Linked DNA regions of Homo sapiens: regions 1, 3 and 4 are each linked to region 2. A link is a contact called in ENCODE Hi-C or POLR2A ChIA-PET data. All regions are on one chromosome and are shown on one strand. The core of a region is the stretch at or near the end of the contact, and the rest is flanking DNA. Distances in the headings are between cores, read along the strand shown.

Region 1 (2,700 bases), core at 96-2,595, 360 kb after region 2:
AATCCAACCACAAAATAAAACCCTGGGAATCACTGGCCCTGAAAATCCTGTCTCTCCTCCCTTACGGCCTCAAGCTCAGCAGGCTTAACGCTAAGGGTGAACAGCCACTGCCTTGCCACCTGGCTCGAGAGTTTTCATTCACAAATCTAGGTCTGCTAACACGTGAACTCTCAAGCCCAAAGCTACACAGCCCTGCCACCAACTGGGCCTCGCTGCCCTGGCTTCTTCGCCACTTCTTTACAGCAGCGGCCCATCCCCTCAAGTGGACAAAGCTGTCCCTGCCTCTCCAGGGAGAGGTGTGACCCTGGCAGCCCACACAGTGCACAGAGTTGCTCCACTGCACACCACTGCTTCCTCCCAGCACCCCTGCCACAGTGCGCGGAGCCCGGCAGACATGCTGGGTAAAATCTGGCGGGCCCATGTACCCACTGGACAGGCTGGAGGGGAGGAGGGGGCAGAGGCTGGGCCAGGGGAGCACAGTCTGGAATGGGGCTGGGGCCTGGTCAGGGCAAGGTCAAAGTCCACTGACACAAAGCCACATTCCTTTTCCCAGAGGTGACTCGGACACAGAAGACAAGGCCCTGCTTGCTCTCCTGGGAAGGGCTAATCAGATAGAGGCGCTTGCTTCCTGGATTCCATCCGGCAGGCACGTGAAAGGGTCAGAGGTAGCAAATTATCAGTAACGGTCGTCTTCCTTTCACTTGTTGACAACCCGAAACTTTTCTTAAAACAATGCCCTCTGACTGGCCAGGGAAGACCGATCGCATTCTAGCCCCGCGGAGGAGGACCCGGGAGCCCGCGGGCTTCACCGCGGGTCCCGGACAGGCAGGTCGCACCCGATGCCCACCTACAGGGACGCTCGCCCGGAGGCCAGGGGAACCCCTGGACCGGAGCCGGGCAAGCTGGTTGCTGGTGGTTACGGAGAAGCAGGGAGGCCGTGGCTCCAGATCTCAGCGCGGTGGCTGCACCGGAGAGGTCGGCGTGACCGGGCGGGGCCTCCGCCAGAGGTAGACGGGGTCGCCCACGGCAGGGCGCGGAGCCTCTGCAGCCCGACCCTCCCGGCAGGCGAGCCCCGCAGCCTGCCAGCCCCGGCCCATGCCGGACGAGGACGCCACCCAGAACGCGGGCCCGGTCCCCGGGCAACGGCTGGCGCGGCGCCCCGGAAGGAAGCCGGCCCCGGCGCCCCCGCGGCCCGCCCCGGCCCCGCGCTCACCAGCCATCGCACCACACCCTCACGGCGCGCCTGCCCCCCGGGCCCGGCTGCTCTGCGCCGCCTGCAGCCCCGCGCCCGTTCCGGATCATGGCCCCGCAGCGGCGGCGCGGACAGCCTGGCAGCTCCCGGCGACTCCGAGCGCCGCCGCCCGCCCCGCCAGGCGCACGCTCAGCGGCCGTCACGCGGGCCTCACCCGCTGCGCACGGCCAATGGCGTGCGCCGCTCGGCCCGAGCCCCGCCCCCGCCTCCCCCGCCCCGCCTCCCGCCCTCCGCCCCGAGCCCCACCCCCCGAAGGCCGCGCCCCACCGCACCTCCGCGCACGGCCAATGGCGTGAGCCCCTGACAGAGTCCCGCCCCCTCCAAACGCACAGCCAATGGCGTGTGCCGCGCTTTCCGAGCCCCGCCCCCCGACCCACACCTGGCCTCTCCGCACCGCCCACACCTGGCGCTCGGCTGGCGGGGCAGTGCGGCGTGGGGACCGTCCCACCGCCGCCACCTCCGGGAACCTCCACGGGGCGCTGTCCCAACCAGGGGAGTTTTTTTTCTTATTTTTTGGCACAATAATCTACAGTTGTCCCCTGTCCAACCAAGGGAGTTTTAAGCCACGACCGAGCTGCCAGGCGGCAGACCTGAGCCCGGGGAGCCCGCGCCGACCACTCGGGGACACCGGAAGCCAGTGCAGAAACGTTTAATAGAAATAAAAAGGTCTGCATAGAGCCGAGGCTCGGAGCCACCCCTCTGCCGCACATCCAGTACAGAGAGGATTCTATAAAGTTCACACTTTTTCATTAAGTAGTAGTAGAAATACGGTGAGGCCCTGAGACTGGCCTGGTGAGCGAGGAAAGGCCGCTGGGCGCTTCCACTCTGCAGGCCGGGGCTGAAATAACCCGAGTTCCGTTCTCACAGAAAGGTGCGGCTGCCACCTCTTGACACAGAGGCCGGATGGGCAGGTGTCCTCGATGGCCAGGCCGTATCAGGGTACAACCGCAGCAGTGCAAGGGGCTTCCTCAAGGACAAATGGCTAAAAATGTCACGGTGAAAATGTCATCCCCAAAGAGTTCGTTCTCCCTAGACCCGTGGGGGCAACCCAGCCTTCACCGTGACACTGGCCATCTGCAAAGTGCCAACTGTTCTTCATCGAGCACGTGATTACGTCACTTTCTTCCTTTTTGTGCGTTTTGTGCAGCCCCTGCCAAACCAGCCCCCTAGGATGGGGGCCGAGCTAAGCGGTGCACCCCGGTCCCCAGGCGGGGCCTCCTCTCTGCTTCTGCACAGCGACTTCCGACTGTGGCTGCCTTCTTCACCAGCACGCAGGGGAGTCGCCAGTGAGAAAATGGGATCCTGCCACCTGCCAAAAAGGGAAAGCGGCATCAGGCGGGCCTGGGAGCCTCTCGCAGTCACACCTGCCCCAGCTCGGGAAAGCTGTCTGCGGTCCCTGCCTTCCCATCCCCTTCCCTCCCGTGTCAACTGCGGCGGGGCTCTGGTTG
Region 2 (2,700 bases), core at 185-2,684:
TGGGGGGCTGCAGGCTTTCCTGGGACCCCGGCTGGGGGCGTGTAGGAGGACAGCTCCACCTCACCGATCTGGCCTCCTGGCCGGGGGTCCTCCCCAGGACAGGGCTGCTCAAACAGCTGCATCTTCCATCGGGCAGGGCCCTGCACCAGGGTGACCAGCACACTGTCCAGCAAGGTGAACGCGCACAGCGCAGCATCGGGAAGGATGCAGGCATCGGGGTCCACAGGGATCACGGGGGAAGGCTGGTCACCGTCCTCGCTGTCCCTGTCATCCTGGCTCGTAGACCTTTGAGAACAGGGACGCACTGGTCAGGCCTGGGCAGGGTGGGATTCCCACGTTCTCTTCACAATAACCTGGCATGGAGTAGTCTGGCTCAGGGGTTCCCGCAGTGACCCCCAAGGCCGCTCAGCAGTCCATCTGCCACATGGCCTCCCACCTTCCCCACGAAGGATACTCTTGACAAGAAGTACCAGGCATCCAAAACCAGCGTGAACCGACACCTGTCAGCATAGAACCGTCAGGCTGAGGCCCAGGCTGCAAAGTGCACAGGCTGCCCCCTCTACAGCCTGGGCCGCGGTCAGCAGCTGCTGGCTCTGCACTGAAGACAGGCCTGGCTGCCCGGAGCTCGCTTCCTTCCAACCCAGATGGTGTCCACTGATCACTGACTCGGGGTCACGGTGCCTTTGCTGTCTCCTCCCTCCAATAAAGACCCAACCTCGGGGGCGTGTCTCACCAGACAGCACCGGGCCACCAGGGCCCAAAGGACAGGATCCCGCGCCCCGCCGTGGGCTTAACCATGTGAACCCCACTTACTAAGGACTGTGAGCAAGACACTTGCAGAAAGAGTGCTGGGGGCAGGGGCTCCAGATAATCGGGCAGGGATGGCGGCCGAGGCTTCAGAGCTGGCGGCAGCCCGGGTCCCCAAGCGCGATGAGGTGGGGCTGCTCGCTCTGAAGCAGTCCGGGGGCAGCAGGAGTGTGCGGGAGGGAGGCCGCGGGCCCGCCCTCACCTGCTCCTGCCCGGGTGGTCCAGCGACAGGCAGTAGAGGCCCCTCCGGGCGCACAGCGCGTACAGCAACCTGCGCGGCGCCAGCAGCTCCAGGTGCCACACCTGGTCGGGGAACCGGAACGCCGCCTGCGGACCGGGGCGCGGGTCAGGCCGACGCGACGCGCGGGCCCGCGGTCTTCATTTTCACGCGAACCGCCGCCCCCGCCCGGTCCCTCCCGCCCCCGCGGGCCGGCGCTCACGGTCAGCAGCCCGCCCTCCTGGTCGTACACGTAGACGAGCTCGCTCCCGGTGGACAGGAAGACCTCTGCCTCATGGCACAGCACGCGGGGCTTGCCCGCCGCCAGGCCCCCGAGAGGGCAGCAGAAGCCCGCCAGGTAGCGGACCCGCGGCGCGGCGCCGGCCATCGTGCGCGCGGGCCCGTCAGAGTGAGAAGCCCCGGCCGCGCGGCGGCGGCTCCGCCTCGGAGCGCTTTACGGCAGCCCGCTGTGCGGCGCGACCTCCGCCGTAAAGCGGTCGGCGGTGCCGGGGGCGGGCCGGAAAGGACGCGCTGCAGGGACTCCGGGAGCTGGGGCGGTCGCTGGTACCCACGGGGAGCAGGGGAGCCTTCCTAGGGGCCGCGGCACCGTGCCGCAGGTCGAGGTTGACCCGGCCGGGCTGGTGGGAGCCCTCGGCGGCTTCATGGCCCCGGCTGCTGCACGGGTTCCCCAGGGTGGGGAAGCGGGTCCTGGCCGAGCAGAGGTTGCTCTTGGGCGGGGCGTCTCCCCGGAGCAAGCGCTCAGCTACTCGGGCTTTTGCGTAAACGCCTCGATTCTCTGGGCTCTCGGAGAGCAGCTGGGTCCTGCCGGAGCGCACTCCAGCCGGGGTCGGGGTGGGGCAGCGCCGGCTCTTGTCGTCCTAGGGATGGGTCTCTGCCCTGTGCTCTGCGAGCCGCCCCGGCCGCCCCCGCGTTCAGGGCCCAGCGGAGTGAGCCAGCTTAGGTGGAAGTGCGTCCCTCCCTCCGTGGCTGAACACGTGGGGACAGGGAGTACACCAATGGGGTTTCTGGGTTGGGGGCAGAGGACAAGAAAATGACTGTGAGCCAGGGCAAGATACCTCCACCCTCTCCCTCCTGGCAGCTCTCCACTTCCTCCAGGAGAGAAGTACTGACCAGAGAACGCCCGTGGAGGGGCCTGCAGTACGGACACCTGCTCCATGCCCGGAAGAGAGCGGAAACCAGGCACACCATTCACAAGTAAATGACCAAGGAACCCCGCCCCCGGCCCGCCTCCCTCCGTTTAAGAAGCCAATCTGAAGAGCGCTAAGGCCAGACACCCTCGAGGGAGAATCTAGGGGCAGGGCTGCAAAACTGGGCTTGGAAGTTAGGCAGACATCGTGGAGTCCGGGTGCACCTGCTGGAGCACAAAGCACCACTTGCAGACATCCTGACCGCCCCCCTTTGAGGTTGGGGTGGGGACTGACCCCAAGGCAACGGGGATGTCTGATTCTGAATGTTGGGTTAGACAGACTCAAGTGCGGCACCTGGAGTCAGTTCCTTGCTCCTCTCTTCTCGCCAGGGCTGCTCTGAAGGTGTTTGGGCTGGAAATGCTGTCTTTGATGCTGGGGAGTGGGGAGAGGAGGGCCAGGTGCATCTCATTTGGCCTTCAGAGTCAGGAAGTCAGATGCCGCATCGTTGTGAATTTCCCCACAGGGATC
Region 3 (2,700 bases), core at 177-2,676, 310 kb after region 2:
TGCCCCTGCCCTTCCAAGTCGGCAGGCCAGTCCCTCTCTAAAGACAGTTCAAGGGCAGTGCCACAGCCACACCTGTATATTCCTTGGGGGAAGCCGTGTCTCCATTCCTGAAGAACTTGATGGTGGGATAGCCGCGCACGCCGTACTGCTGGGCCAGGTCAGACTCCTCCGTGGCGTCCACCTTGGCCAACCTGATCTCGGAACCTTCTGCCTTCAGCTTCCCAGCGGCTTTGGCATACTCAGGGGCCAGAGCCTTGCAGTGGCCACACCAAGGGGCATCTGGAAGCGGAAATGAGATGCTAGAAAGCAGCCTTGATCCCTAAAGCAGCCTTGATCCCTCAGCAGTGCTTCCCTTTTTCCTCTGGCATTTCCCTTCATAAAAACCTTATCTACTCACCAAGATAACCCCTCCTAACGCACAAGGCTGAGCTGATAGCCTGGTGTTCTTGGGCAATATCAGGACAGAGGCCGTGAACGACAAACTACCACCAACCAACACCAGCCCCCACTCTGCTATGTCACCATCAGCACAGCCAGACAAACCTTTCAATGGTTGCTGACTTCTTATTCCCCACAGGCAACTAAGGCAAGGATCTCCCCTAGACTTTCCCTTTAAGACTACAGACAAAAGTGAAGAAGTGACCGTGGCGGCCTGTACCAGCACTAGCTGTGAGTATGAGATGCACATCCGTGCACACAGACCCTGAGTTGCTTAGGGTGAGAATAAGACGATCTGTCAATAGAGTTAGCAGCTGTGTCAGGCACAAGGTTCCCACCCCAGGGACAGAGCTCAAATCCTTATGGACGTGAGGAAGGCTTGGGATTCTCCTCTGAGACACCATCGGAAGGACTGCTGTGGCAAGCTGAAGGTGGGGTGGGCAGGAGCGGGGCGCCTTCCGGGTCGGCCCCCGGGGAGGACTCGGCAAGGCTGGACACTGGCTTGCTCTGTTTGCTCACACAGGTCGATCCTGTTCTTCTCGCACTAACAGGAAGATCCTGCCGTGCGCAGGGCGGGCATCGGGACGGCCCCCCGGCTCCCAGCCCGGCTCTCACCCCCAGGGAGCCCCTGACATGGCCCCCAAGGCGGGCAGCAAGGGAGCCCTTCAGTTCCGGGCGCGCCGGGGGTCCCGACCCCGGGGGCTGCCGGGCCGTGCCTGCGTCCCAAGAGCCTGGCTCAGCGGCCCCGAGCCCCGCCCGCCCGCCAGGCCCGGCGCTCACAGAACTCCACCAGCAGGTACTTGTGGGCCGCCAGCGCCTCCGCGAAGTTGCTTTTCCGCAGCACCAGGACGTGGTCCTCCTCCTCGGGGGCGTCGGCGCGCACCAGGGCGGCCACGGCCAGGCACAGCAGAGCGCGGCGCAGCATGTCGGACACGGATCAGGCGGGGCGCTTCGGTTGGCGCCGCCGGGACAGCGGGGGCGACGAGAGCGCGCGCCGGTCCCGGCCTCGCCTTTATAAATCCTGGGTCCGGGGCGCGCCTGCCCCCCCGCCCGCGCGCGCTGGCCGCGGCGCGCACGCGCCGCTGGGGCCCGCCTTCGATTGGCCGGCGGACTTCGAGGCTCGTCTTTGCCGCTCTCGGATTGGACACTCACACCAGGCCTGGCCCCGGATTCGGAAACGCTCCTGAGTGCTCCCTGGCCTTCGTTCGGGATTGGCCGAGGACCTCGCGCTCGCTGTCTTTCTTAGCCTCTCATTGGCTCCCGACAAGAACTTTTTCTGCCTTGGCTTCTAATTGGTGGCTTTCGCCTGCACCTTCCACGGGTCTGGAATGGCTGCCCCTTTCGGTAGCACGGACTCTGCGCCTCCTGATTGGCCAAGGGATGCGCGCACTCTGCGCGTTCCTTCGTCGAACGTGGCAGTGGGGAGGAGTTCCCAGTTTAGGGGCGGAGCTGCGGCTGCGCTTCCGAAACCCCTCGTGTTGCATTCTGACTGGACCGCGTACCCAACTGGCACGCCCCCCGGCCCCCGGACCGGAAGTTGGGGTGACGCAATTTCCGGCGCGCGTGTCAAGCGTGCGGCGGCGGCCGTGGAAGGTGGGGTTGGCCGCCTAGGGTCGGCGGTGGGCTCGGTGTGGGATAGCCGGCCCGGTCCGACGCGCTCCGCGAGGTCACGCGAGACACTCACCGAGGCATGGCGGCAGGGCCTGGGCATGGGAATCGTGCGCACAGTGCGAGGAAGCCTCGGAGGGGATACGAGCACAGGGCGGGTGGTTAGGAGAATGGGGCTGGAGAGACGGGCGGGAGGGGCGGGACCTGGGCCCCGGGGACCTGCCGGCTCCCAGGCCCCAGGAAGACGCTGCTCATGCGTGGAGCGGCCGCAGGAAAGGTACTCCCCGCTAAGGCCTTCAGGGAGCGGCCCTTTGCCCTGTGCGATCTCTTCCTTCCTTTCCCACGGGTTGCCAAATCCTGTGACGCTGCCCCTTCTCTGGTGCTTCTCAGATGCTCTGGTCGGCTCAGGAGACCTCGCAGCTGTTACACAGCTGTGGAAATACCCTGGGCGCTGCTTCACTCCGAAGGCAGCAGCTGGGTTTGCCTCCCGACTCGACCCGCCACCGAGGCTCCTGAGCACTTGAAATATGGCCAGTCCACCTGAGACGGGCTGTGAGTGCGCAATGCACATCAAACTTCTAAGACTGAGTGTGCGGGGCCGAGTGCGGTGGCTCACGCCTGTAATCCCAGCACTTTGGAAGGCCGAGGCGGGCG
Region 4 (2,700 bases), core at 89-2,588, 280 kb after region 2:
TTTAGAGACTTCCAGGTGGGGAGGGGACAGAACCCCAGTCTCTGGCCTCCCAGTCCCAAATTCTTTCCCCCACACAGCCACATGCCTAAGAACAGGCCATGAGGTAACACTCCAGCAACGTGACAATAGTGAGGTTCCAGAGTTAGAATCAGTGACGCCATCGCTAGTCACCATGCTCCTCCGGAGTTTCTGAGATTCAAAGTTTCTAAGACTCCACTTTCTCTTCGTGTTCTGTGTCTTTTTCAGCCAACGAGGCTAGAAAATGATCTATTGCCCAAGCAGGCGCACGAGGATACGGCTGTCACAGCTGCCACACTGGCACCTCGTGGTCCCTTGAAGACCGCCCAGGGAAAGCCTCTAAGCGCTGCACCACCTCCTCACCCTCTCCCCTGGGTGGTGGCAGCAACAGCCTGAGCGTGTGCGCCCTCCTCCCCATCCTGATCCCACTCAAACCACAACCTCCCCTGACTCGCCCCAAATCCAGCCCTGTTGGCTCTTCCTTCACGTCCCACTTCCCACCCTCTCTACACGTTCTCGCCACATCCCACCCAAAGTCCACTCACTGGTCCCTGTTTACACCTCAGGGCCTTTGGTCAAGCTGTCTTCTCTGCCCAAAACTATCCTACTCATCCTTGGGGATCCAGCTGAAAGACCACCTTCCTGCGACGGCTACCCAGGGGCAGGAGGGAGAGAAGCACAGCCCGTGCCCCGTATGGCTCCCGCCCCCGCGGTCACAACCACCGCCCAGTGAGTGCCTAGAAGGCAGGCGGAGGCCCCGTTCTCCCCGTTAGGCCCAGCATCACCGCCCGGGGAGACGGGAAAGAGGGCAAGGCCGAAAAATGGACAGAAAAAGAATGCGGACGGCCGGGCCCGCGGCGCTCCGAGAATCGGAGGCATCCTCAGGCACGGTCCCTCCAGGAGACCGGGAAAGCGGGGCTCTGTCAGCCCCAAAGCCCCGACGGCGGCAGAAGGCTGGCCCGCTGCGAGCGTCCGGCGGCGCTGGGTCCCCGGCACCTGCCCCTGCCTGGGCGGGAAAGGCGCTCAGTCCGAGCCGCGCCCTCCCCACGCGCGCTCCCAGGCGCCCCGCGGGCCGCGCCCTCCTGCAGGTGCCGGGCGGGGAACGCGGGCCCCTCCCTCGGACCCCGGCTGCCCGGCCACTCCCCCGCGCCCGGCCCCGCCCGGCCCTGCAGGGCACCCGCGGCCGCGCGGCGACACCAGGGCGGGGCCCAGCCGCGCCCGCCCCGCCCCGCCCCGTCCCCGCCGCCCGGCGCCGCACCCGCCTCACCTCGCCCCGACCCGCCGCCACCGCCTCTTCCAGCTGGGAGGCCCCGCCGGAAGTGACGCCACCGCGGGCTGCACAGGCGCAGGCGCAGCGCGCTCTCACGTGACCGCCCGGCTGGCGGAGGGCGGGGGCGGCCGGGATTCCCGTGCGGGGTTGGGGCTCGTGGCGGAAGCTCCGGACCTCCCTGGCCCGAACGGTGAGCGCCGCCGGCCACTGGGAGCGGCCAGAGCCCAGTAATCAGGACACCACCACAGGGACCACGTGTGTAGACCCAGGCCCCCTCACCTGGGAGTCACGTTTATTGAAAAAGTAAAAAGTGTCACAGTAAAAAATTCACCTGGGGACAAAGCCAGGCCTAGGAGGGGTGGCGGGGTCGTGGAGGGACGGGTCCGGCCGCCCCTGGCCCACGGGTGGGGCACGTGCTGGCCCATGGGCGACGCGCGGCTTCTCCAGGGAGGCGGCCCTGGGCGCGGGGGCGGGCGGGCAAAGCTGGCTCAGTCCATCGTGGTCCCTTTGAAGAGCTCCACCAGCTCCTTGTAGTCCGGGTCGATGAGGTCGGAGGGCAGGTCGCCATCGTCGTTGGTTGCATCCCTGTCCGCTCCCAGGGAGATAAGGTACCTGGGGTGTAAAGGTCGCTCTGGCTGAAGCGGGGAGGAGCCAGGAGAGTGCTCGCCCCAACCCGGGTCAGAGGGCCAGAGTCCTGGGGTCACCTGTGTGTCCCCCACCTTGGGGTCCTAAGGTCCGGGTAGGGTGAGGAGGAAGAAACCTGACCCTTTGGAAGCTGTGGCCAGCTTTTCAAGTTGGTTCTATTGAGGACAAAGGCAGAAACAGGATTCCAGAAGCCTCTAGGGTTTGCAGGGTTCTTTTTTTGTTTTTTTTGTTTTTTGAGACAGAATTTCGCTCTTATCACCCAGGCTGGAGTGCAATGGCATGATCTCGACTCACGGCAACCTCCACTTCCCGGGTTCAAGTGATTCTCCTGCCTCAGCCTTGAGTAGCTGGGATTACAGGCGCGCGCCACCACGCGTGGCTAATTTTGTATTTTTAGTAGTGAGAGGGTTCTTGTCACGAACTCCTGACCTCAGGTGATCCGCCCACCTCGGCCTCCCAAAGTGCTGGGATTACAGGCGCAGGCGTGAGCCACCGCCCCCAGCCTCTAGGGTTCTTGCCGACACCACCCGGGCTACATTTTGGGGCTCCCATCCTGGGGACCCACTGAGGCCCGGAGGGGTCGGGTTCAAGCCTGTGTAGACCCAGGGCCCCCTCACCTGGCTATGTCAGGGTACCCATCGCTGCAGGCAATGTGCAGGGGTGTCCAGCCCGCCTCATCTCGCTGGTGAATGTCAGCCCCGTATTTGACCAGCAGCTTCACGCATTCCAGGTTTCCAGAGAGCACGGCTTCATGCAAGGCGGCCAGG

Evidence for each region. Hi-C counts contacts between places; a loop is a spot of excess contacts on that map. ChIA-PET counts read pairs that join two places held with the same protein, here RNA polymerase II (POLR2A). Pooled maps may share reads with other maps.
Region 1: a pooled map shows a loop between it and region 2 (7-fold over the local background). The contact joins the promoter of PCYT2 here to the promoter of FAAP100 in region 2. A Hi-C loop is called at or near these places in 3 of 37 single-sample maps with no recorded cell type and 8 of 50 pooled maps. POLR2A ChIA-PET finds 5 or more read pairs at or near these places in 3 of 52 experiments (GM10248, WTC11 and activated CD4-positive, alpha-beta T cell).
Region 3: a map of naive thymus-derived CD4-positive, alpha-beta T cell shows a loop between it and region 2 (18-fold over the local background). The contact joins the promoter of P4HB here to the promoter of FAAP100 in region 2. A Hi-C loop is called at or near these places in 1 of 168 maps with a recorded cell type or tissue (naive thymus-derived CD4-positive, alpha-beta T cell), 4 of 37 single-sample maps with no recorded cell type and 11 of 50 pooled maps. POLR2A ChIA-PET finds 5 or more read pairs at or near these places in 6 of 52 experiments (A549, B cell, H1 and 3 more).
Region 4: a loop to region 2 is called in a map of CD4-positive, alpha-beta memory T cell, with 12 times the contacts of the local background. The contact joins the promoter of MCRIP1 here to the promoter of FAAP100 in region 2. A Hi-C loop is called at or near these places in 1 of 168 maps with a recorded cell type or tissue (CD4-positive, alpha-beta memory T cell), 7 of 37 single-sample maps with no recorded cell type and 10 of 50 pooled maps. POLR2A ChIA-PET finds 5 or more read pairs at or near these places in 2 of 52 experiments (GM10248 and Panc1).

Annotation. Positions count from the first base shown.
Region 1 is chr17:81,910,054-81,912,753 of GRCh38, forward strand. PCYT2 (phosphate cytidylyltransferase 2, ethanolamine) reads right to left here and starts at 1,346. Exons shown (of 13, transcript NM_002861.5): 1 at 1,214-1,346. The coding sequence starts at 1,302. SIRT7 (sirtuin 7) reads right to left here. Exons shown (of 10, transcript NM_016538.3): 10 at 1,886-2,561. The coding sequence ends at 2,363. RefSeq lists silencers at 910-1,049, 1,210-1,499, 1,530-1,699.
Region 2 is chr17:81,550,919-81,553,618 of GRCh38, forward strand. FAAP100 (FA core complex associated protein 100) reads right to left here and starts at 1,435. Exons shown (of 9, transcript NM_025161.6): 1 at 1,248-1,435; 2 at 1,010-1,134; 3 at 1-285. The coding sequence starts at 1,412. It overlaps LOC124904085 (a long non-coding RNA gene), which reads left to right and starts at 1,441. Exons shown (of 2, transcript XR_007065947.1): 1 at 1,441-1,588; 2 at 2,124-2,700. RefSeq lists silencers at 1,002-1,101, 1,162-1,401, 1,542-1,701, 2,282-2,361, 2,372-2,441 and enhancers at 1,842-1,961, 2,491-2,700.
Region 3 is chr17:81,859,109-81,861,808 of GRCh38, forward strand. It overlaps P4HB (prolyl 4-hydroxylase subunit beta), which reads right to left and starts at 1,427. Exons shown (of 11, transcript NM_000918.4): 1 at 1,219-1,427; 2 at 73-279. The coding sequence starts at 1,363. It overlaps LOC124904086 (a long non-coding RNA gene), which reads left to right and starts at 2,002. Exons shown (of 2, transcript XR_007065950.1): 1 at 2,002-2,031. RefSeq lists silencers at 1,018-1,117, 1,328-1,547.
Region 4 is chr17:81,831,953-81,834,652 of GRCh38, forward strand. MCRIP1 (MAPK regulated corepressor interacting protein 1) reads right to left here and starts at 1,339. Exons shown (of 5, transcript NM_207368.5): 1 at 1,286-1,339. PPP1R27 (protein phosphatase 1 regulatory subunit 27) reads right to left here. Exons shown (of 3, transcript NM_001007533.4): 2 at 2,551-2,700; 3 at 1,540-1,900. The coding sequence ends at 1,777. RefSeq lists enhancers at 1-316, 1,343-1,856, 2,370-2,700 and silencers at 958-1,517, 1,628-1,747.